Regions from separate parts of the Homo sapiens genome. Here all the other regions are linked to region 2. Evidence: chromatin loops called from intact Hi-C (ENCODE). Cell type or tissue: B cell. All regions are shown on one strand.

Region 1 (8,000 bases), 630 kb after region 2:
TCTTGGTTGTCCATGTGTGAAATAGCTAGAAGGGGATGTTCTTACTGGAACACTCTGGAGAGGAGAAATGGAAGGGGGCCTTTGATCTATCTTCCTATGTGTGCAGACCTCTGCTGTGCCCCTGCTGGCATAGGCCATGCATGCCCAAGCTGGACACTTAATCCTGGGTCTAGCCTCTGGGCAGAAGGGTTGGGTGGAATCACAGGGGGCTTTTTCACTGTGGGCATAGGTGGGTGAGAAATATTTGTCATATGCTGACTTTGATATATTGAGTTCTCTATTCTTCAAATCACATCACTTACCCAGTGGTAAAGCTGGAAGGGCTAAGTTTGTGGTGCACACAGTCTTGCAGCTGCATGCTCCCATAGGGCAGGGGTCATATCTGTCTTCTTTACCATGGAAGATGTGGCACCTCACACGTGGCCTGGTATAGCACAGGGGCTCAATAGGTAGCTGGAAGATGATGCTACAAGGGAGTGAAGAAATGCATACCTTCTCCTGGTCACATTGAACATCTCTCATCTCCTAATGAGTCTTGTCCTTTCTACTTTTGCCCTTCGATAACCCATTCTCACACAAGAACCGGAATGATCCTTTTAAAAATAAATCAGGTTCTAAAATTAGCTTACAGTGATGGTTGTACAGCTCTCTAAATACACTAAAAACCATTGAACTGCACACTTCAAATGGGTAAATTTGTGATATGTAAATTCTATCTCAATAAGGCTGTTAAAAAAAATTAGATTGTCATTCTATGCTTAACACCCTTCACTGGTTCCTGACATTTCACGTAGAATTCGCCAGACTGCTTATGGTGATGTACAACATCCTACCTTTCCCACGGGCTCTGCCTGCCTCTCCAACCTCACCTCACACCAGGCCACAGCTTACCTCCCACTCTTACCTGAATCTGCCTACCTTGATCCTGCCTTCCACAATATTCTTCTCCATACTTTTGTACTTTTTTTCATTTCTTCCTTTTATTTGCCCCTTAAGATTTCCACATCCTCTCTCTGCACATTCCAAATGGTGGCTTTCATTCAGATCTCAGCTCAAATTCCATCTTCCCACCTTAGGTCATGTAATGTGAATCACCATCATTTTCTCTCATATTATTATATTTTTATAGGACCTCTATTTGAAATTATCTTGTTTCTTCATTGTTTCCCTCACTCAAATATAAGCTCTGTGAGGGTAGAAAAATCTTGTGTTTAACCCTTGAAGAACAGTGCCTCAGATATAGTAGGAACTAATAAATATACATTAAATGTTGACTGCCTGCTTCCTGCATGGTTTATTCTGCCAAACTTGTCAGAAAAAACAAACAAACAAACAAAACCCATGAATGTTTACACCTTAGCATATCTTTACAAGAAAAAAAGTTTTAAAACTCATTGCTTTTGAATGACTTTTCATTTTTACATGGCATGGCAAAATAAGCAAGCTTCTATCTGGGAACAATTGATTTCCAAAGTTAGAAGATTAAAATCATGTAAATATTTCACTATAAAAAAGGTATTATAATGCTGTTAAGGTTCAGTCATAGTCACTTTAAGGTTGGGGGTGGAGGGAGAGGGACAGCTGGACTTCCAGTCCAAACCAATACTAAATGGAATTTGCAGACGTAAAAGCAGCTGGATACTTACCAAAAGATCTAGGTCTTCAGAGGTTTCCTTATTCTCCTTTCCTTGATTATTTAGAAATCTTAGGAAAACCAAGATAGTATTTGTAAAATTATCAAGAAAAGTCTTCCTTTTAAGATTTCACTTTTGGTAACTATATTTCAGGAATGATAGGGCTCGATGATAGCAACATGCTCTGTGCTACTTTTAACATCTGACATTCATATAAGCCTTTGCTGCTTCCAAGTCCTTCCATGGGAACTGTCTCATTTGACTTTGCCACAGCCTATGGGAAAGGCAGACAGGTGCAGAATTTTTTTAAGTAGAAGGAAGCAAAAGTTAAATGAGTTGAAGTGACTTGCCCAAGGTCCTGTTGCCAATAAAGAGGGATTTTAGTCACATGTTTTTCTGACAAACCACTGGCTCTTTCAAAAGCCTTATTTAGGAAGCTACAGCAGTTCTCCTCACAGATTATCCAACAAGAAGTAATAGCAATCAGTGCTCCAGAGAATTAAGAACTGGGAATAAAAGTAAGAGGGATTTGTATTCAATTAAATAATTGATTTACCTCTAGATTCCTGAAAAGTCATCAGTTTGGCCTTTAGTGTAACAAATTATACACATACACTAATGTGTGTTCATCATAGCCATATTGGTTTATGGAAACATCATTAAAGCTTAGCAGTCTTTGTTTTTGATATTTTTAAGGTTTTGTTTCTACTGTTTACAAATGTTCTTAAAAGCTGTAAGTTCAGCTTTTAAAGCTTTTTGGAAGCAAACCAGCATTTTAATGAGTAACAGTTCATATCAGGAAATATCCTTATGTTTGCATTTAAGTGCTTGCTTACTTCCAAAGTGTTTTTACGAAATTATTAATGTGGGAGGTGTGCAAGATTTTAAACACTTTACATGGAAGCTCATTGACATTACTAGATAACTGACACCATTTTTAGCCCTACAGGATGCTTCGTATTGATTTCAGTTCTTATAAGGCACTAATTTCTCAGAAGTCTTTGCTAAATCTATGAAACTGATTACAAAAAGATTCTCTTAAGATTTAAACACTAAGCACTCTGAAGAGATGCCTGCAATCCCAGGATCACTGCAGCATTATTTACAATAGCCAAGATATAGAAAAAAACAAAGTACTTATCAAGGGATGAATGGATTTTTAAAATATGGTGTATATATATATGAATACTATTCAGCCTTAAAAAACTCAGGAAATTCTGTCATTTGTGACATGAATGAAGCTAAAGGACATTATGCTAAATGAAATAAGCCAGGTACAGAGAGACACAATACTATCTCACTTATACGTAGAAATCTAAAAAGTCAAACTCACAGAAGCAGAGAGTAAAAGCGGTTACCAGAGGTTGGGGAGGGCGGTGGTGGTGGATGGGGAAAGATGAGATGTTGGTCAAAGAGTACAAAGTTTCAGTTTAATAAGAGGAATACATTCTGGTGATCTATTGCACAGCATAGTGACTACAGTTAATAATAACGTATACTTCAAAACAGCTAAAAAAGAGGATTTAAAATGTTTTCACTACCAGGAAATGATAAATATTTGAGGTGAATATGCTAATTAGCCTGATTCAATCATTCCACATTGGATATATGTATCAAAACACTATATTGTACCCCATAAACAACTGTCAATTAAAAATTTAAAATATTCAGATGTCTCACCAAGACTCACGTAGCAAAACTAAATCTTTACATAAATATCTAAGCATTTAATCTTCACAGACATTTCTTGGGCTAGTTCATAAGAAGATTGAATTTTGATGTAAAATACTTCATTGGAGACCATAACAGTTCGTCCCTTGAGAGAGCTCTGTTGAGTACTTGGGATGAGAAAACTCAACCGTTTATTATTCATGTTTTATTACCATTCTGACCACCCAATTGTTATTAATACCTAAAAACCAAGCAATAACCTAAAATGCAACTAATCTGCGTTTTTTTGCATATCCTTTTTTCCCAGTCCCTATCCTGTAGTTCCTCTTCCTCTCAAGGAACTATTTTACTTTCCATGAATAAAAAATAAGTTTCAGTTGCTTACTGTAACAACCTGTTTTTCCATTCCTTACCTTTTACACTGAAGAGCTGCTATAGGTATCATTAGTCCAATAACTGATTTCGGTAACAAAGACCTGAGGGGAAATTAGAAACTTCCCTCTGAATCAAAGATTTACTGATGTTCTGTAGTTTTTAGGCTAAATATACTTCGTATAATACTGTTTTAATGCTTAACACATGTATCTGATAAAAATAATTTGTGGTTTCACCAAAATATGCATCCAAATTAAGTGATCTATTGATTCAATTGTGTGTGCCACACACATAGATATATAGAGATGGAGCTGTTCAATAAGCCATGAGATGCAGAAGACAAATGAAAACTCCCACACTCTATAATGGTATTAATCACATATAGCACGTTATCTCAACAAGCTCAATGACAATGTTCTCCGGAGTGGCTTAATTAAGCACAGCAGCTAAGAAGCTTTGGTTTGGGCACCACCTAATGGCAGAATATGTTTTTGTAAAATTCTACTTTGCTCCCTGTGATTTGCTAACTTTTGTATTTTAGTTTATACTGATTTCGAAAATGTCTGCCCGTTCTTGACCTATGTTAATAGTTTAAGTGTTCCATTTTCTTGAGAAGATTAAGCCCTTTCCGTGCGTACTTTGGAATAAGTTGTCTTTTACAGTGGGAAAAATGTACCAATGAAAAATGAATACTCTAAAATTTCTGTTCTATCCTTAAATATTTAAATTTTACTTCATAATTAAGAAATATATTTTAATTGAATCACTTTAGAGTCCTCAAACTCTTCTGCACTGTATATCCTCAAAACCTGTCACAAAGAAAATAGTATATATTTCTGAAAAAAGGTACTTATTAGAATTAAGTAATTTTATGTATCTGATTAGCTGCTAAAACTACTCCTGAATGTATAAATAGTGATATACACACCTTTAACATCACCATACACATTTAAGTTTTTGCAAGAGATCCTTGCCTGAATATAATGTTCATTTTGTCATTCAACAAAGAGGTAAAATATATGTGGTAATATAGAACAGATAACGAATGTTTTAAGAAAAGATATTTATTATTTACACCACTGAAATTAGTCCTGTAAGAACAATATACACCATGTTTCTTTAAAAGGATCAATTCCTTTCAAATACAAGAACTGTATAAAGCAATATTGTCAACACAAAACAGTGGTCACATTACGTATCTGCAGGCTTAAGCATTGCAAATAATATATTTTTTTAATCTTATGGCTAGATATTTTCACTGAAACAGTGTTAGCACTTAGACAAGATATAGCTGGAACAGAACAAAAACTTTTTGTTCATGCTTTTTAGGAATGAATCAGTGATATGTCCCTTTTAAAAATTTATTGCCTTTAACTGCTTTTATGACAATGGTTTTAGGAAGATTCTACTTAGCCACCAAAAAGAGACTCATTCTTGTTCCTTAGTTTTTATTCTTCAGTCTTCTGTTTCTCATACTAAGACACAGCTGTGTCAAGACTGACATTTTCCAGCTTTACTTGGACATGTACACACATACAGGCCTAACTGAGACCGCTCAGAATTTAGAAATGTAACTAGTGGCATACAGAAGAGAAATTGTGTCTATGACAAAGAAATAAAAAATTCTTGGTAATTTTAAGCATAGCAAACTAGGTTCTTTAATTAAAAAGTTTTTTTTTGTTTTTTTTTTTGGTTTGTTTTTAAAGGGAAAAGTACTAGTTTCAACATGGGTTTGGTTTTAGATTTAGTCAGACAATAACACAATGAGACAAAAACACAAAACATAACTTGTTTCCAAAGTCACAAAATGACATTGTTGAGTATACATTTTTCTCCACTTTGTGTGTGTGTGTGTGTGTGTGTGTGTGTGTGTGTGTGTGTGTGTGTGGTGGGAGGGTGGGGTGGTCAGTAACCAACGCTGGAGAAAATATTTTTCAAGCGTAACAGAATATTCATATAGGGGACAAGCATTTTTTAGCATATTGCTATCATCTTCAAAAAATATAAAATTAAATTTACAAAAAACTGGAAGACCAAGTATAAGCAGTATGGTATTTGCTTCAGTGTCCAGCACTATCATAATGATTTCTAGCATAAAAGCAAGAAGTTCTTGGATCTTAAGTATCTTCAATAACTGCCAGTATAACTTGTAACTACTGTCCTTGCTTCTTTGAGAGATATCTGCAAGAAATAAAATAAAGATGTCAAAGCTGTATCATGCTAAATTCATGAAGATAACCTAACTTTGCTCCCAAAGGAGTTTGTTCTAATGACAAAACATTTCAAGATGAGTATTCTTAATAGTCACTTACATCTACTGATTATGTGCACGCACAGTTCTAAGTACATGTATTAATTCATTTAGTCTTCACAACAGCTCTGAGGAGTTACTATTAGAATTATTCCTATTTTACAGGCACAAAGAGGTTAAGCAATTTGCCCAAATTCACACAGCTAGAAAGTGGAAGAGCCTAGATTCAAAACAAGGCTCCAGAGGTCATACTCATTGACTACCACTCCATACTGCCTTACTTCCAATGTGAAAGTCACTATATTAACTAGTATTGTAACTTCCAAATACAGATCAAACTCCATAAAGATCTTATTTTTGTTACATCAAGACAGTGGGCAAAAGATGCTAAAGGTCTTTGATCAAGAGTGTAAAAGATATAAGACATTACTAAGCAAACAAGTGTTTTTCATATTGTTTAATAGAAATCTACCACTAAATTAAAAACTTGATCTCTATTTCTAACATTTACAAACTACTATAATTGGTGGTGTGGGGATGGGGAAAGAGTTCCTAAAATCAGCAAACTTGGACATGTTTTGCTGGTACAATTTGCTCACTTTGTGGCACTGCACTAAGTATTTACTATCTCCATGACTCAGTTACATCATTTGCAATTTAAAGATGGGGGTAAAAATGTCTGCTTTATCTTCCTATTAGGATTATAGACTCTTAGAAGACTTGTGTCAAACTGATCTGAAAAGTCAAAAGTGGAATCTGAAAAGCCAAAGTGTTATTATTACACAAATAGTTTCTTTTGGTGCTGTATTACTGGAACCAGATCCTCAAAGATCTAATTCCCCCCCAAATACTGTAATACATAGTAATACCTTCCACTTCTCTGGGGACTTTTCTCTGTCTCAAAACCTTGATGTTTATAGGCAACGTCTATATAGATTTGTGCAAACATTTGGGTTTAGATAAAAGACTGAAAGACTATATACCAAGATGGTAACAGTGGTTATCTTTAAAAAGGAAAATTATGAGTAATTGTTTTTTTAGTAGGATAAACTTTTCTAATTTCTCTGCTACACTCAAGTTACTGGTAATTTTTAATACTATTTATGAAATTTTTACATGTGTTTTATCTTATCCTGACATTAAGTTACAGTATGAGAAGAGGGATTATATTCCATGTGATTCATAAAGGAGTAGCTTACCTAACATCACAAAATAATTTACAGGCAGCATCACCAACATATGCTAGTCTCTCAAGTTCTCTCTTCTAGAAGTATTAAAGAGTTTACAAGAGGTATGTTTATGAACAAGTTAGAGGTTAAGATGAAAGGGGAAAATACTTTTGGGGGTAGGTCACTGGATTAGAAAATGTTTTTAGAAGTCACCTATTTTAAATAAAAATTAAGACAGCTATATATATACTGGGGTCACTGATGAAAAATGATAATTTTTTCTTCATTGATGTAAAGAGAAAATAAATAAGCAATTAAAACTTACCTTTCCCAATATTTGTGATTTAGATCCAAAAAGTCATCTAATTTTGCTATCTCCTTGAGGTACTGAGTTAATTTTAAAAGTTCTTTGTCTTTATCACGATTTAGGTGCGCTTTCATAAAAGGCCTTATCTATTAGGAAACAAACATTACTCAACACATCACAATGTGATAAGGAAAACTAACAAATCTATACTATCATTTCAATTAGAGTTAATGAGGTTAAAATATCACCAAGAACATAAATACTAAAAATTACTTTTATATTAGCCTAAATAGAAAGTCATGTATAATGTTTACAAATTACAAACTCTTCTACCTATTTTACCTAACATTATCTTTTCAATCTGAACCTGACAACACCAGCTTTCTTATTGCACTTGAATCCATACACAGCTACTCTACTTTGCAAAACTACTTAGCCTTTCCCGCCTCCTATCATTCTAGTTGCTTCTAATTAATTTCATTCACATTATTTTATTCATAAAAATTTAACCCCAATACCAGCTTGATCTAACAGTACAGTGAGATAAATTTTAACGATGATTTTTATTTTATTTTTCTATTAAATTTTTATAT
Region 2 (8,000 bases):
CCTGGCTTCCAGGGTGCTGGGCCTGAAGGAAACTGAGAAATTTTCTGGCCAGTGATTCTCAAAGCCTGGTCTGTGGACTACCTCTTCAGAATCACCTGGTGGGCTGATTATACCTGCAGATTCCTGGTATCCTTCTGACTTACTGAATCCTATTTGCTGGGGGTTCGGCCCAGGCAGCTACCATTGTTTATGAAGTTTCACAAGTGATTCTGATAGTTCTCAAAGTTTGAGATCCCTTAATCTAATTCAACCTCCTCGTTCTCCAGGTGTGAGGCCTGAAGCCTAGAGAAGCAAAGCAGCAAGCCTAGAGCCACAGAGCTAATTGATGGCAAAGCTCAAATGGGAACTCTGTTGCTCCTGATCACCAGAGCCGTGTTCTTCCCATTTGAATATGCTGGAAGCCTCCTTACCTGTTTGGAGCTATTTCCCCTGCCCCTAAAAGCCAAAGCCTGCACCTTTGATCCATTCCTGCATCCTGCTGAGGCCTTCTCCTTCCTGAGCATGCTCTGGTCACAGCCTCTGCAGGCTGGAGGCCAGGGGCAAAGGAAGAAAGACTCAATTCTCTTCCAAGACTTTAGTAACAGGTGTGGGATTGGCAAATGTGTAGAGAAGGAGAAAAGACACAGTTATACCGAAGGGGAGATTGGGGTTTGGTTTGTACTGCTCATAGCTAACTTTCATTGAGCATCTGCTATACACCAGATACTGTGCTAAGTCCTTCCTATACATTAATGCAAACTCCATGGAGCAAATATTAATCAGCCCTGTTTTGTAGACGAAGAAACTGAGGCTCATACAGGAGTGGTCATTTGGCCAAGGTCATATGGCTAATAAGAGGCCAAATCACCTCCATCAGCTCCATGTACAACCATGATCTTTGTAATGACCCAATGCAGTGTGAACTGTCATCCACTGTAAACCGAACAAGCCTGCAAAAGAACCCTGAGACCTTGGGAAAGAAAAGCAAGCTTCCCTGCAATGGTATGTGATCACGCCTGGGGAGTAGAACTTTTTCAAACCCTTTCTGCTTAACACTAACCATTGAAAATATTTCTGAAAGGCATTAGCCTGCAGGCCTGCTTTAGAAAAGATGACATGGAGAAAAGGTTAGACGGCTTTTGAAAATCTTTTTCTTTCTTTTTAAATGGAAACTCGATATCTGTTTGCTTCCTTTCTGTTTGCATTTTTCTCTTGAAAGCAGTGTGCCTTCAGAATTTATAGCTGTTTGAGGGATTTGGTTATATTTGGGTCTGACCTGAGACTCCGGTGTGATTGCAGGCATATGTGGTCCGCAGTATAGCAGCTGTTACCTCTCCTGATATCATGGCACATGACTGTGTCATGATAAACTCCCTCCATTCATTTTCTGTAGTGTCCCCCAGGGATAGGAGAAGGAATCAAAGCAGATCAGTGCCTCAGAGGAAGGACAAGGGATCCCCAGGCCATGTGGACAGCATGTGACAGATGCCCCCCTTTAGGTTTACCTGCTAACCAGACCTTGGCTTCTTCCTTAGAAAACATCAGGTAGCCTTTTGAACAATTCAGTTAGTAGGACCACCAAACAAAAAGAAGACGAACATGTTTTCATAAGAGGGGGAGGACGCACTGAATTCCATCTTACCAGGATTTGGTCTCTGTCAGCTGAGATGAGGGACAACTATAATTTGATTCTGGGCATTCCATAAATCACTAGAGTTAGAAACATTTTTGGGTAAAAACTAAAAATGTGTGACCCTCTAGTCATCTTCTCTTTCACATCTCAAGCTTTCAATAACTTAAAGGCTGGTTGGGGCTGTGTGGCTGTAAAATGCTCTTATTAACGGATAATGAACGTAGTATATCTGGGTGATAGCTGTCAGTGAAGAGGGGAGGGAGAGAATGCAGCCTCTGCAAAGCTCTTGAGAAGCGTGGCTTCTGCTCTAGCCCTGGAAATGCTGAATGAATGCTGCCTTTCTGTGTACGAGCTGCCTCCCTGCTTCCCAAATGCCGCGTCTGCAGTAACTACAAACTATTTTGTATGCTGCATTAGTGACGCTGCCTTAGCCGACACATCATTACTACTGAAATAACGCCGGTGTGATATTCAAGCCCAGTGAATATCCTTTTTAATTATTAAACCGAGGCTGTTGAGTGAGTCATTCCTCATACCAGATTTTCCTTCCCTGGTTCTATTTCCAGAAGCTAGTGCCTTAGCGTGTTCTACTAACACCTGAGTTGGTTTTTAGCCAGCTCCCCAATCTGCAAACCCTTTGCAGAACAAACAATATTATTCAATCTCCGAACACGCACAGACTGCATAAGAAACAAAACCCACAAAAAACTTTAGAGTAAGCTCATCAGTAAACCCAAGGTCCAAAAATGCCCAGTCCCCCTGCTGCTAGTCCCCAACTTACCAAGCGGTAGAGCGATGAAGAAGGGTAGCCAGCACAAGATGAACATACCGACCACAATGCCCAACGTCTTAGCTGCTTTCTTTTCCCTGGAGAACTTAAAAAGTTTGACAGCTATGGAACTCCTGGGGTTGTGGCCCTTGGCCTTGGTACTGCTAAGGGTGTCCTCGTGAAAGTTCTTGGAATGGATCCTCAGGGTCAGCTCCTTGGAGTTGGACATCTCCTTCATGACTCCTGCCTCTAGGTTCTTGGTGGTTCTCTTGGCCACTATATAGACACGGCAGTACATGACTAGAATGACCGCCAGAGGGATGTAGAAGGAGCCCAGAGAGGAGAAGAGGGCATAGAAGGGTTCTTCGGTGACCCCGCACTCCTTGTCATCGTTGGGTGCCGGCTCCTTCCACCCAAGGAGAGGCCCGATGGAGATGACGGTGGACAAGACCCAGACACTGAGCAGCGCCAAGATGGCCTTCCTCCGGGTGACCAGCGTGGGATACTGCAGAGAGTAGCGCACCCCGATGTAGCGATCGATGGAGATGGCGCACAGGCTCAGAATGGACGCTGTGCAGCACAGGACATCCACGGCTGCCCAGATGTCACAGAAGATCCGCCCCAGCACCCAGTAGCCGAGCACCTCTAGGGCCGCTGAGAAGGGCAGGACGGTGAAGCTCAACAGCAGGTCGGCCATGGCCAGGTTGACAATGAAGTAGTTGGTGGGCGTCCGCAGGTGCCGGTTGCAGGCCACAGACAAGATGACTAGGATGTTGCCCACGATGGCAAAGAGGATGAAGGCGCCCAGCACCAGGCCCACAGAGATGGCCCTGGTGATGTCCAGCTGGGGCAGTGTGGAGTTGCTCGAGGTCTGGTTGGGGCCAGTGAAGTTGGCATTTTTCAACTCTCCCCAGTGGGCAGGTGCTGATGTGTTGTGGCCGGTGTCCAGGTCGGGATTCATCTTAGAGTCCGCCCTCCATAGCCAGGGGGATGATTGGGCTCGGAAGGGCTGCGGCGAAGGCTCCTCAGCTGCCCTGAAACTTTGCTTCCCCCGTGGTCTTCTTCCCAGAGGCGCCCTCCTGGCGAGGAGTCATCTCCCCCGGGCAGCCCAGCCCGGCAGCACGTCTCCTGCCTGCACCGAGTCGCTCGCTCGCCTGTCAGAGGGAGGAGGAGGAGGAGAGGGGACGAGGCGGCAGCTCCAAGTTTAATGGTCCACGTCAGGCGCGCCTGGCCGGGCTCGCGGGGGAGCGGCGGGGAGGAGGGGGCGGCAGGGCCGGGGGCGCCCGGCGGTGCCCAGCTCGCTCGGGTCTGCGGACCGCGGCGCGTCCTCCGCCCAGCGAGCGCCGAAGAGGGTCTGCTTTCAATGAGCCGCTTCTGGGCTGACTGCACGGCGGTGACATCAGGCGGGGGAGCCCGGCGCCCTGACTCCGCGCGGCACTAGGGGGCAATGCGGGTCCAGCCAAGGCGCCCGCAGCCCCGACGCCGCCACCCCGCAAGCCGGGAAGCCAGCCGCGTCCCCCGCCGCTCCCAGGGCGCGCCCTCTGCGGGGGGCGGGGCGGGGGCAGGGGCCGCGAGGGCGGGACCTGGGCGTGGAGATCGCGGGTCACCCACCCCTAGGCGGCCCGCTGGGGTTATTTTCCCCGCTAGTCACTCTTCCGTGTCAAAGGTGGGTTGGGGGCTGCTTACCTTTAATAGGGGGCTCCCGGAGTGGGCCCCGGATTTAACGGGATATGCAACTTGTCCAGCACCTAAAAGAGGGAAAGAGAATTCTAGGATTGGGCAGGTGGGAGGGACTTGAGTCGGATCTGAGGCCAGCCCTCATCCTTCATCTGGCTCCCCTCGCCCCGTGCAAACTCTTTGGCCCCAGTAAAATCTGGCTTCTCTTCATCCTTTCATTCGCTCAGGCATTCACTCATTTATTCAGCCGATTCTTACGGAGTCTCCACTCTCTGCCCTGGCTCTGGGCGCTGTGAACATAGCAACTGAACAAAATAGACGGACTCCTGCCCTATAGGAGCGTAGCTTCTCCCGACAGAAGACAGACAGTATACTAAATAAGCAAATGATGAGGTGTGTAATGTGATGACAGGTGTTAGGCTGAAAATAAAGTAAGGAGGGGGAAATGCAGTGGGGTGTTTGTGGGGTGGATTTGAAATGTTAAGTGGGTGCTTGGGATGTCACTGAAGTGATATTTGAGGAAACATGAAGGGAATTGAGGGAGGAAGCTAGCTGGCTATCTGGGAGTGGGGGTGAGGGAGGTCAGAGACCTGGGGAAGGGACGTAGAGGATCTTGGTTATTTGTTGAGTTTTTTCCTTTCTGTCTGATATCCATGTTGGACATTCAGTCACAGGGACGCACTCCCAAAGGTGGGTGAATGGTACTTAGAAGAGAAAGTATGGGCCAAGAAAGAAAGAAAGAAAAAGCCAAAGAACTTTATGTTAGTTCACATTTATCCAACATTTATTTTGTCCTAGACAGTGTGCTGAGTTCTTTTTGCATTTTCTCATGACTCTCATGAGAGAAAGAATACACTCTTCACCATTTCTATTTCATGGATGAGACACCAAATTATGGGGAAGTTTAGCTGTTCGCCCAAGTTCACAAAGGCATGGAGGAGAGCTGCTGGGAACTGAACTCAACTGTGGGGTCTCTCCCAAAGTTGGGTACTCAGCTACTGTGTCATACTTTTCCCCCGGGGCAAGGTAGGGGATGGAACCACTGTTATAGATGGAGCTGCCTTTTGAGTAGTTAATTTTGGGGCCTGAGCCACTGGTGCTGGGCAGGGACTCCCATGAATTGAGCGCTTACTGATAGCCATGCATTTACTCAGTTTCTTTGAGACTTTACAATTCTTTGAGAGAAGCATAACCATTGTTCATTGAGAGATGAGAAACAGTGGTTCAGAGAGAGTCAGTTGATTCCTGAGGTCATAGGCTAGCAAATATATGGCAGAGCAATGGGCAGTGGCAGCTGGAGATTGAAAAGTAAAGCCTGATACCTTCTTTTACTCCAGTTCACAAGCCTGCATCTTGGGTTTCTCACCTTCTGCTCTTGATACTTGTTATAACTTGATATTCACGGGTGGGGAAAACAGAAGTCACTCAGGATGACTTACATCTAAGCTTCTCAACCTAGAGGTAAGCTCTTAACCTCTTTTTATTTTTATTTTTTGAGAAGGGAGGCAGGTGGTTATCATACACGTATCGAAGGTTTTAATTTACTCCCAGCAAAGTGCACAGACTCCACACATGTGCAAAATACACAATTTCAGGGGGTTTCCCTCGGGTTAAGAAATCTGTGGTAGAGACAGTCCTGAAAATGGATTATTTTCTATTATAATTAAATTGCCCTAAGCTGTATTTGAAGATTTGATAATAAGAGATTCACAAGTTTATAGTGATTTAGATCTTCAGAAGCTCTCAGAACCTTGGTTTGCTTATCTTCCTGTGTTGGAGGTGGTGCACTAGGGAAAGAGACTTGGCAAGATGGTCAGGAGCAGAGCTGGTTAGGAAACTCTGTTTCCCTGGCCTACAGGACAGTGCTCCTTCTGCTCCTGCAGCCACTCATGACCTACACAGTGGGGTGTGAGACTGGAAGAACTTGGCAGCCCTCTGTCAGGGGTCTTTATTAAAAGGAGAGGCTGTCATTGGTCCTGGGTGGCTCAGACTAGTCTGTCTGCAGATAGGACCTGGCTTAGATGATCTTTGAGATCCCGTAGCTCCAGGTGGTCAGCTTCTCTTGCTGGATAAAGTGGCCCCCGAAGGCACCTGCTATCCTTTCTCTCATGCATCTTCCAGGGTAGGGGTGAGAGTGAGGTATCATGAACTCAGTTCCCACCATTCCCAATGTATCATTAAGTCTAAGATAATGGGGCTTCTCTTGAGCTGGTTTACTTATAAGGGGAGAGGGAGGAGGAAGAGAATACCAGTAACCTGGCACGTAGCTGGCATTAGCACAAAGACAGGGGTGTAGGGGAGGGTAAGGGTGGGATAAAATAAAGAGCAAGTTCCAAATCCACATTTTGATTGTGGTGGCCCATTTCCCACTTCCCTGGGCATTAATTTCACCAGCTATTGAACAGCCAGCAACACACCATTGAATTTACTGAGGCTGTGTCTACATAATCACAGTAACCAGCTGCAATGTGAAAACTCAGCCTATCAGACATTTTTCTGTGGTGGCAAAAGGCCAGGATGAAAAAAAAAGAGCAAATCTGAGATTCAGAGATGGTTTATCCTCATTGTGAAAGAAAATAGTTTGTTACCTAGATGAGAACTTATGTCTTGATTCAGGTGTCAGGATGTGGAAGAAATTATTGAGCCAGATTGACAAGTTCAAAATCCTTGCAGATTTCAGACTTGTTGTCATTTACCAGTGTGTTTCGTGAAGGCAAAACAAAGATCTCACTGTAAGGGGAACAGGTATTAGCCTTAATAACAGCCGTGTAGCAGGACCCCACACAGCAACCTTTGCTAATGGTGCTTTCCTTGCTGCTCCTCCCCTTCCTTTGCTAGAGATGCCTCTTAACCCCTCTGGCTGATTTTTGACCCATGGACTTGACCATTTGTTTAGGTGTCATGAGAACACAGACGATATTTCATTTTCTCGGTACTCCCTGGGGCAAAGTCAAGCACAGAGCTCTGACTCACTCGACGCTTGTGGAAGAAGAATCTTTTCATTATCCATCTTATTGCATTAGAAACCTCTGATGTTGCAGAACTCCCATTTCTGCGAACCCTCCAGGGGAAGCTGCCACTGAAGTTGACCTGTAGAGAAACTGAAGCTATGGGAGATTCAAGGATCTGCTTAAGACATCTATGGGAGGAGATCTGTCACCTGTGATCATGCAATTTTTCATGGTGCTCTCTCTAGCTTTCAATTCGACCAGGCATATAGAGATGCATGTACTCTGTGTAAGCACCATGCTAAGTACCGTGGGTGAACCAAAGATGAATGAAACCAAGCAAACAATAACCTAACACTGAGCTAGGTGCTGTGGGAGATGATGATAATGCTAAAGCACCTTTCAGAGAGTACCTACTATGTGCCAGGCACTGTGTTAGGCAATCTATGTGCATTTACTCAAATTCACAACAATGCAACGGAGGAATTCTCTCCATTTTACAAATGAGGAAACTGACGTTCAGAGAGGTTCTGTGACATGGCCAAGGCCATTCAGTGAGTAAGTAGCATTGGTATTCAAAGCATTGTTGTCTGGCTCCAAAGCTTGCATCCTTCTCTCTGCACCAGACTGAGATTAAAAAAAGAAAAAGGCAGCAGAAGGTTCAATGTTAGCCTGAAGGAAATAACAGCAGAGAACAGAATGTGACCAGGCTCCTTAGTAAGGCAGAGGTCAGGGAGGGGAGGGAAAGGGAGAGCTGTCTGGGAGTAAAGGTTCCCCAGCGGAGCACCTTAGGTTAGTCTTCCTTGCCTTCCAGGCCAGCACTTGATCTGCTGAGGGAGTTGAGAGCTAACTTGGATTCTAATTGCACTTCTGTCATTTAATGTTTACTATGACCCTGGTCAGGAGAGTGAAGTGATGAAGAGCCTGGATCAGACACACCTGGGTTTATGTCCCAGTTCCACTAATTTATTAGCTGTGTGTTCTTGGGCAAGTC
Region 3 (8,000 bases), 470 kb after region 2:
ACAGCAAGAAGCCCTGCACCTCTACAGGCAACCCGTGGCACAGGGACACATATTCATTTTGGTCTGTTTAAGAAATTGATGCATAACGATTGTGCATATTTATGGGGTACATACAGTGTGATGTTTTGGTACATGTATGCATTGTGTAATAATCAGCTCAGGGTAATTAGTGTACCCATCTCTGCCAGCATCTACCACTTCTTTGTAGTGGGAACATTCAAAATTCTCACTTCTAGCTATTTTGACATATAAAACACCTTACTGTTGACGTAGTCACCCTACTGTGTGATAGGACACCAGAACATTCTGGTCTTCACCGACACCTTCTCCTGGAAGTGCTACTGCCATCCCCACCTTATGAGAATGGGCCCGGGCTTCTGGGTGCAAACCACCTCCCTTACCCCATCAGCTGAGAGTTCACTGATGCTGTGAGGAGCCAAGAGAAACTTCACTCTCATGTCATTTTGGCTCCAAGCATTCCCCGCTGAGGTATTGGAGCTTTGCCTGCAGTTTACCCCTGAGGAGTGAATCTGGATTCTCTAAATTAAGACCCATTTGTTTACGAGATAAAGAACCAAATTCTAGCTCCTTTTGGAGTGAGGATGATGATCCATTCCAAACAAATCCCACCCACCAGACCTCCCAGCCCCTTCCCTGGTTTGTTTCCATCCATGTCACTTTCCCCCATCACCTAACTTAGGTATTTGATTTATGTGCTCATCAGCTGTTCCCCTTCCCCAATGCCTGTCATCACCAGTATAGTGAGGGGGCTCTGTGAGGGTAAGGATTCACTCTGTTCTGTACCCCGCTATTTCTCTGATGCCTAGCACATTCCTTGGTACATAATAGGCTCCCCACCTGTGTCTGTTGAGTGAATAATATGTATAAATGAATGAATGAATAAATGCACATACTCCCTTCTTTCCTCCACAAACACATGGAGATGAGTCTCCACTCTCATCACTACCTTGGTGATTCCCCTTAATTCCATGGCAGGGGATCCCCTCTGGTGCCCTTTATACCTTACTTTTCTCCAAACAGGATTTCTGTGTGTATGCCAACATCAGCATCTGGTCCATCTGTGGATATTGCCTGGGGCCCTATAAATGTCCCTCTAGGACCAAGGCAGTTTCTGGCCATAGAATGAAACCAGCCATGACTCCATTGATTCCAAAACCCACATAAACAGAACTACCAGGGGCCTGGGGTCCCTGCCCCCTGCAGGCAGAAGTTCTCAGGTTAACAAGAGCCTGAGGCCAGGACCTTGGCTGTGGTGGTGTTGGAGACACCCAGGGTCCACCAGCAACTGCTGCCTGGGGACAGACTGGAGGAGAGGTGGTGGCCTGGAGACTCTGAGGGCAGGTGGACGTGGCGCAGCATGAAGGGTCAGGATCTGGACTCCTGTGTTGATTCCACCAGCCCTGGTAAACCATTCAGAGCTCCTGAGCCTCACCTATAACCAGCTGCCTTGTGGGGCCATTAGGAGAAACAGGATGGGCTTCACAAGAGCCCATCTCTTCATCTGTCCCCTGCTCTTTTCCCCAAGAGAGGGGAATAGCACAGCAGTGAGCAGCCCAGGCTGGGAATGAATCCTCCATCTACCACTTGCTCACTACATGACCTCCCACAGGTTTCTAAACCAACCTTCTGCCTCAGTATTGTTTAAGGGTCTGGCACATGGTTAATGAACAGTTTTTATGAAATGTAAAAGAATGCAAGAGAGTAATCTGATCCCAAGGCGGGAGTGAGAAGAAAGCTGGGTGTGGCGCAAAGGTAGATTCTTACTGTTGGTGTCTTAGAACTTGAACATTGTCCTGTCCCCACTATTCTCCCCGCTACATTTCCAGGTCAGGGGCATATTGATGTGCAAACCTCTGGCATGGCTGGGCTGCTGGCCCTGGGATCCTCCGAGAAGCCGCAGGTACTAAAGCCTTTCTCTTAGTTGTGACTGAATTGAGATCCATATGTGCTCTCTACCCTGTGGAAGTGGAGTCAGAGAGATGGCAGTTTAAATTCCAGCCCTGCCACTTAGCTGTGTGACCTTGGCCAAATCAGTTACCCTCTCTGTGCCTCATTTTCCTAATGTGTAAAATGCAAATAATGATAGGTAGCACCCGCTCATATGGTGGCACATTACTGGATACATCCACATCCCCAAAACAAATGCCATGCTCTCCAGTCTCCTTGTCTTTGCATTTGGTCTTTCCTCTAATACTCTCTTCCCTCCTCATCTCTGTCTGCCAGAACCCAGACTAATCCTCAGGGCCCTGCTCAAATGACCCCACTTCTGGGAAGTGTCTCCAGGTGTTTCTATCGTGTGTGGCCTCCTCTTCCTTCTGGTATCCTGGACATACAACCTTTCTATGGAAGTCACCCTGGCATGGGGTGAATGATACACATATGTTATTCCTAGCCCCCTTCTTGACCATAAGGGTTGGAATCAGACCTGGGATTGACTCCAGCTTTGCCACTTAATAGCTGTGTGACCTTGGCTAGGTTACTTAAGTTCTCTGATCCTCAGTTTCCCCATCTGTAAAAAAGATGTAACAAAACACCTACCTCATAAGGTTTGTGGCAAGGATTAAGGGAGGTAATGCCTACAAAACCTTCAGCACAATGCTTAGCACATCGTATGTCCTTAATAGGAGTAATGATTATTAGCACTGAGTAGGTGCTGAGTCTGAAAGGCTTTCACTTGAAATTCATTCCTTAGGGGCCCCCTCCAATTCAGATAGCTTCCAAAATGCACATCTTGGGGTTAGTGATGGCCCCAGGGAGGGGCAACTGGTGAATTCTCAGTAAAGACTTAGCTGCTCTTTTGACATCAGAACTTTTGGTGCTTAATGGAACAGCAGAGAAGAGAAGACAAAGAAACAGAAGCTTGAAAGGAGTTCCAAGGAGACCCACATGTTCTGTGTTTAAACCTCAGGACAAACTTGCAATGTCACCATTGATGACCCTGAGATTCAGAAGAATTAAGTGACTTACTCAAGGCCTTACAACCAGTGGAGACATACCCAGATCACTTTTACTCTAGGGCTCATGGAGAGAAGAGGCGGTAGGTGGAGGAAGGGGAGAGAATGCTCATCCAGCAAGAGCACACACTCTCATTATACAGCAGGCAAAGCAATCTGTGGAAATGTATGGTCTTATTTATGGAAAATTAATTCAGCATACAACTTCATCATAATACCATTTCTCGAAACATTAACTCCCATCAATGTTGTAAAAGTCTGAGAAGCTACAAAATGTCTTTTTCTAAAACCTCCTATTATCTATAAACATCCACTTTTCAGGCCAACCAAGATTTCCCTCCTCTCCCGTTTGCCCTGTTGGTTTTAAGTCTAGAAAGGTCTGGAGTGGCTGTACGTGTTAATGGGGCTTGAGAAAGGTTCTCATCAGCCTGAAAGCCCAGGGGAAAGCAAAGCTCACTTTAACTGCTCTGTAAATTAGAGTCTCCCTTTTTGGTTTAAATCCACAGACACAGATGTCTTACCTTCACCAGTCCTAGAAACGGTGGTGAAGAATTCTTCTTTCTCTTGGCCGATATTGCCCTCTAGTGATCCAACTCTACTTGAAAAATAGAAAGAATCCATGAAATAGACAAATGACTCCTTCACACTCACTGGTTCACTCACTCACCTAGCCAGCCTTCCCGCCACTCACTTTCTCATCATTGGTTACAGGCCTATTAGGCACCAATCAACATGGATTCTGGGATGCCCTAGGTGTTGAATGATTCACCTGCAAAACCTAAGAGTCTGGAGAAAATGGCCCACATCTGCAATCCCAGCTCTGCCTCTTAAAGCCCCAAAGACCCTGGGAGTGGGAGTTAGTCCCCCAGGCTGGACCTGTTTCCTCACCATGGAGTAGAAATACCAACTTCTCCATCTTCAAAATATACAATATAACATGCATATCCTCTTAATCTTATCTTTTTTATTATTTGTAGAGATGGGGGTGGGGTCTTACTAGGTTATGTTGCCTGGGCTGGTCTCAAACTCCTGAGCTCAAGTGATCCTCCCACCTTGGTCTCCCAAAGTGCTGGGATTACAGGCATGAACCACTGCACCTAACCTTATCTTTATTTTATTTTCACAACCAACTCCTGGAGCACACTTAGATTTTTATCACAAAGAAAAAGCAGAGAAGCGCCAGGCACAGTGGCTCACGCCTGTAATCCCAGCACTTTAGGAGGCCGAGGCAGGCACATCATGAGGTCAGGAGTTGGAGACCAGCCTGATCAACATGGTGAAACACCATTGCTACTAAAAATACAAAAATTAGCCGGGTGTGGTGGCGCGCACCTGTAATCCCAGCTACTCAGGAGGCTGAGGTAGGAGAATCGCTTGAACCCGGGAGGCAGAGGTTGCAGTGAGCTGAGATCGCACCACGGCACTCCAGCCTGGGTGACAGAGCGAGGCTCCATCTTAAAAAAACAAAAACAAAAAGAAAAAGCAGAGAAGCTACTAGGTAAGCTCAGAAGCCTTAGGTTCAAATCCTGGTTCTGCCAGTTACCTACTTTGTTACCGTGGGCAAACTACTTAACCTCTCTCTGTCTCTTTTTTCCTGTCTGTAAAATGAATAGGATTGAGAACAGTTTAGGTTTGCAAACTTTGGTATAAGCAAAATTCCCTGGCAAGCTTATTAACAGGACAGACCCTCCTTCTCAAATTTAACAATCTGGAAAATCTGAAAATGGCCCTGGACCTTCTGAGCAGTTAACAAGCTGCCTAACAATACACAACAGCCACTGAGAGCAAGTGCGGTTGAGCCAGCGCACCGGTCCTCAAACTTGGCTGCACATTGAAATCAGCTGGGGAGCTTGAAAATGCTGACGGCCCCTCACACACCCCCACTAGATTCTGACATAACTAGTCCAAAGTAAAGCCTGGCATTGGGATTTTTAAGAATTGCTGGAGCAATTCCCCTGTGAAGCCAGGGCTGAAACCCCACTTCCTTAGCCCAATGCCAAAAAAACTTAATAAATGTTGAAAGAAGTCCTACCAATACATCCACATCATGACTCAAACACTATGCTTTTATTCAACACTAACAACAAAATAGTAAGCCTCTATCAGGTGCCAGGCACTGAAGATAGAGCCATCATCAAGCCAAAACAAAAAGACAGAAATCTCTGTGCTCAGGGAGATGGCAATAATGCTGCAGGCCAATTTGTCATTTTGCACTGGGCCCCCAAAATTATGTAGCCATCCCAGTGAGTTGGGGCTGCATATCACAGATGGCCTTACAGCTCACAGTGAGAACTCTTTTTCTCTTTGAGATGGGAAGCATTACAACTCCCACAGTTTTCTGTCTTGGAAAAGAAGAGATTTAGAGATGCCACTGCAGCTTTCAGGAAAGTTACTGTCTGATGATAAGATTTCAGGCAGGGAGACCTGGGTGAGAGAAGACATATGTGAGGCAGCGGGACCGGCCCTGACTGACCACATCCCTTATGTCTGTCAAGTGCCCTCTGAGTAAGGCTGAGCGGGAGATGAACAACCATGGCCAGAAGCTGGTGGCTCCTGCTTCCTCCCCTCCCCCAGCTGCTGTCCTGCAGCATGCAGCCTCCTCCCATCCCAGACTCAGCGGCCAGCTGCTTCCAGCTGTAGAGGCAAAAATACTTACTCGTAATCAGGATTTTGGCTTTGCACCTGCTACCTTTGCTGGGGCTGAGGCTAATTCTAAGGCCAGGGATGTAGAGGGTGGAAGGGAAGCCCTTTTGGATTACTGTAGCTACTCAGTCAACCCCCAGCTGCTCATTAGCACCTATGAATGAAGCCCGGGAAACCTGGTGAAATCTTGTTAAGCCGCTGAGAGCGCAGGAGGAGGAAGGATACAGAGACCTCTCCTGGTCGTCCAACCGAAAATCAATGCTTCCATCACTCTCTCTCCCCTTGACCCTGCATTATCTTTATTCATAGCACCTACGGCGAGCTGACATTTTACTCTATGTTTGTTCACTTCTAGTGGTTTTCTTAAAGATGGAAGATGGGTTAGGTGAGCTTACAGGACCCTTTCCCACAGAGTCAAATGGTCTTCTCCATCCCCACCCCGGAACGGGGAGGGCAGGGACCTGTCTGGAGCCCCGAAGTGGGGCATCAAATGAGATCACAAAAGAGCAGCCCAGGCACAGTCATCAGACCTGTCCTGTTTGGCCTGCAGAGGTGTTGTTGTTGTTGTTTGCTTGGTTGCTTTTTGTTTTTCTGCAAATGGCATGATTCCACATTTAAAACTAAGGACGCGCAACCTCTCTGGAAAAGCTAGATAGAGACGGTGGGTGCCGCATCCTCACACAGCGCAAGCTGCTTGTTGCTGACGTGCTGCTGCCCTTTAACTGGGCTGGGCTCTTCGAGACCCCATCGCCTCTGGGCTGCCCAATTTTTTCCATTTTCTGCCCAGCCCTGAAGGCCTGGATTCCACACCCCTCCCCTCCCTGTCCTGCTGGCTTTGCTCCTTCTCCCAGGCCTGGGGGCTTCTGTGTCCCCTCCTAGTGGTGGAGCTCAGGTTGCGCTGGGCAGCATAATTTGCCTGGTGGACCAAGCACCACCAGCTTCACCCTCCTCACCAGTAGCTGCCAGCCTCCCCGACCTCAGAGCCACAGCTCTGATCAGCCAAGGTCACCTGGGAGTCACTCGGCATCTCTCTTATGCCACCACATGGTGAGCCAAGGAGTTGATTCCTTTCTCTCCTTCCCTGTGCAGTTTCTAAGAATTTGGCCATGAGAGGGATTTTATTCAGGTCACCAACAGCCCCACCTTTTACTCAGCCTGATAGACATAAACCCCCAGCCATTATTGTCTCTGGTCCCCTCCACCCTTCATTTCCCAACCCCCCCCCCCTTAAATATTTCTCAACCAATCTTATTTCTTTTCATTTTTCTCTGTGGCCTCAATCCTCCAGCCCTGCAAATCTACTCAACTATCTCTGGCACGCAGCCTGTTCCTTCTTATTATTAATAAGACTGAGAATAATGGATAATAAATAAGAGCTTGCTATCAAAGGGCTCTCACGCCATCGACCCAGAGCCTCACAAGAACCATACACTGCAAATGCTGACATGCAGAGTGTAAGTGACTTGTCTATGATCAGCAGCTAGTTAGTGGCCGAGCCAAGTCAGGAATCTATTTTAAGTGGTCTTACTTGTGGCTTATCAGGAAATTATCATTTTTAAAAATAAGCCAGTGAAAAAGACAGCTGGGATTTTAAAGTATGCTTTTATTACATTTCAAGGGCAAGATTTATTCCACTCCTTAGTATTGTAATTAAAGTAAATGAAATAGGATTTGGTATTATATTTGCCTTTCCAACAACCTTTTGGAGACACCTGCTTTGCTCTACAAAGGGAAAGCCATCTGCTCATGTATTCATTGCATTAAATACCCACTCACTCACTCAGTCCACAATTATGTGTTGCCCTCCTACTGTGTACCAGGCCCTGGGCTCAATACAAGGCACACACTGGTGAGCAAAACAGGTCTGCTCCTGCCCCCATGTGCTTAGAGTCTAGTGATAAAGTCAGGTGTTAAACTAAGATGTGCACCAAGAATGTATGACCAGAAATATGTTAAGTGCCAGGAAGGAGAGGAACAGGGGCTCTGGTAGCCTCTAAGAAAGGAATCGACCTGGTCCAGAAGTTCAGGAAGGGCTTCCTGGGGAAGTAACCACTGCCCCAGGAGACAAGAAGAAATGAACACAGGGAAGAGGACAGGGAAGGAAGTGTGTAGGGGAGGCAACAGAATGTGCAGCGCCCCATAGCGCATGGACCAAGCACAGTGCCGTCGTTGGGGAACTGAGAGTCGCCGGGGGAGTATGGTGTGTGACCAGGCAGCACAGGTAGGTGGAACCAGACTACCCAGTCTTGTGAGCCCAGGTAGGGATCTAGGTCTCTTCCTAGGGAGCAATATAAAACTGCTCAGAATAGGGATTGACCTGATTGGATTAAATCTACTTAGGTGCTGGACATTTGGGGTGGCACAGGGAAAAGAATGTCTCAA

The links. Hi-C counts contacts between places; a loop is a spot of excess contacts. Peaks named below come from ENCODE experiments on the same cell type or tissue, not always from the same donor. Only the 100,000 strongest peaks of a DNase experiment are listed, where the experiment ranks them.
Region 1: a loop joins it to region 2, with 21 times the contacts of the local background. A loop is called at or near these places in 17 of 110 quality-filtered maps.
Region 3: a loop joins it to region 2, with 31 times the contacts of the local background. A loop is called at or near these places in 71 of 110 quality-filtered maps.

The regions. Positions count from the first base shown.
Region 1 is chr5:159,282,765-159,290,764 of GRCh38, reverse strand. It overlaps UBLCP1 (ubiquitin like domain containing CTD phosphatase 1), which reads right to left. Exons shown (of 11, transcript NM_145049.5): 10 at 7,426-7,553; 11 at 4,729-5,861. The coding sequence ends at 5,834. Among named protein-coding and RNA genes, the nearest start is that of UBLCP1, 23 kb to the right of the region's middle. In B cell, CTCF peaks have their summits at 3,944 and 4,146 (motif pointing left); a DNase peak (open chromatin) is centred at 4,134.
Region 2 is chr5:159,912,248-159,920,247 of GRCh38, reverse strand. It overlaps ADRA1B (adrenoceptor alpha 1B), which reads right to left and starts at 3,766. Exons shown (of 2, transcript NM_000679.4): 1 at 2,394-3,766. The coding sequence starts at 3,342. RefSeq lists enhancers at 2,576-3,192, 3,193-3,809 and a silencer at 3,873-3,932. In B cell, a CTCF peak has its summit at 3,823 (motif pointing right); a DNase peak (open chromatin) is centred at 3,807; H3K4me3 peaks cover 1,051 bases; H3K27me3 peaks cover 3,893 bases.
Region 3 is chr5:159,440,220-159,448,219 of GRCh38, reverse strand. No RefSeq gene overlaps it. Among named protein-coding and RNA genes, the nearest start is that of LINC01845, 22 kb to the left of the region's middle. RefSeq lists a silencer at 7,867-7,916. In B cell, CTCF peaks have their summits at 3,563 (motif pointing left), 7,562 and 7,777; DNase peaks (open chromatin) are centred at 3,549 and 7,839.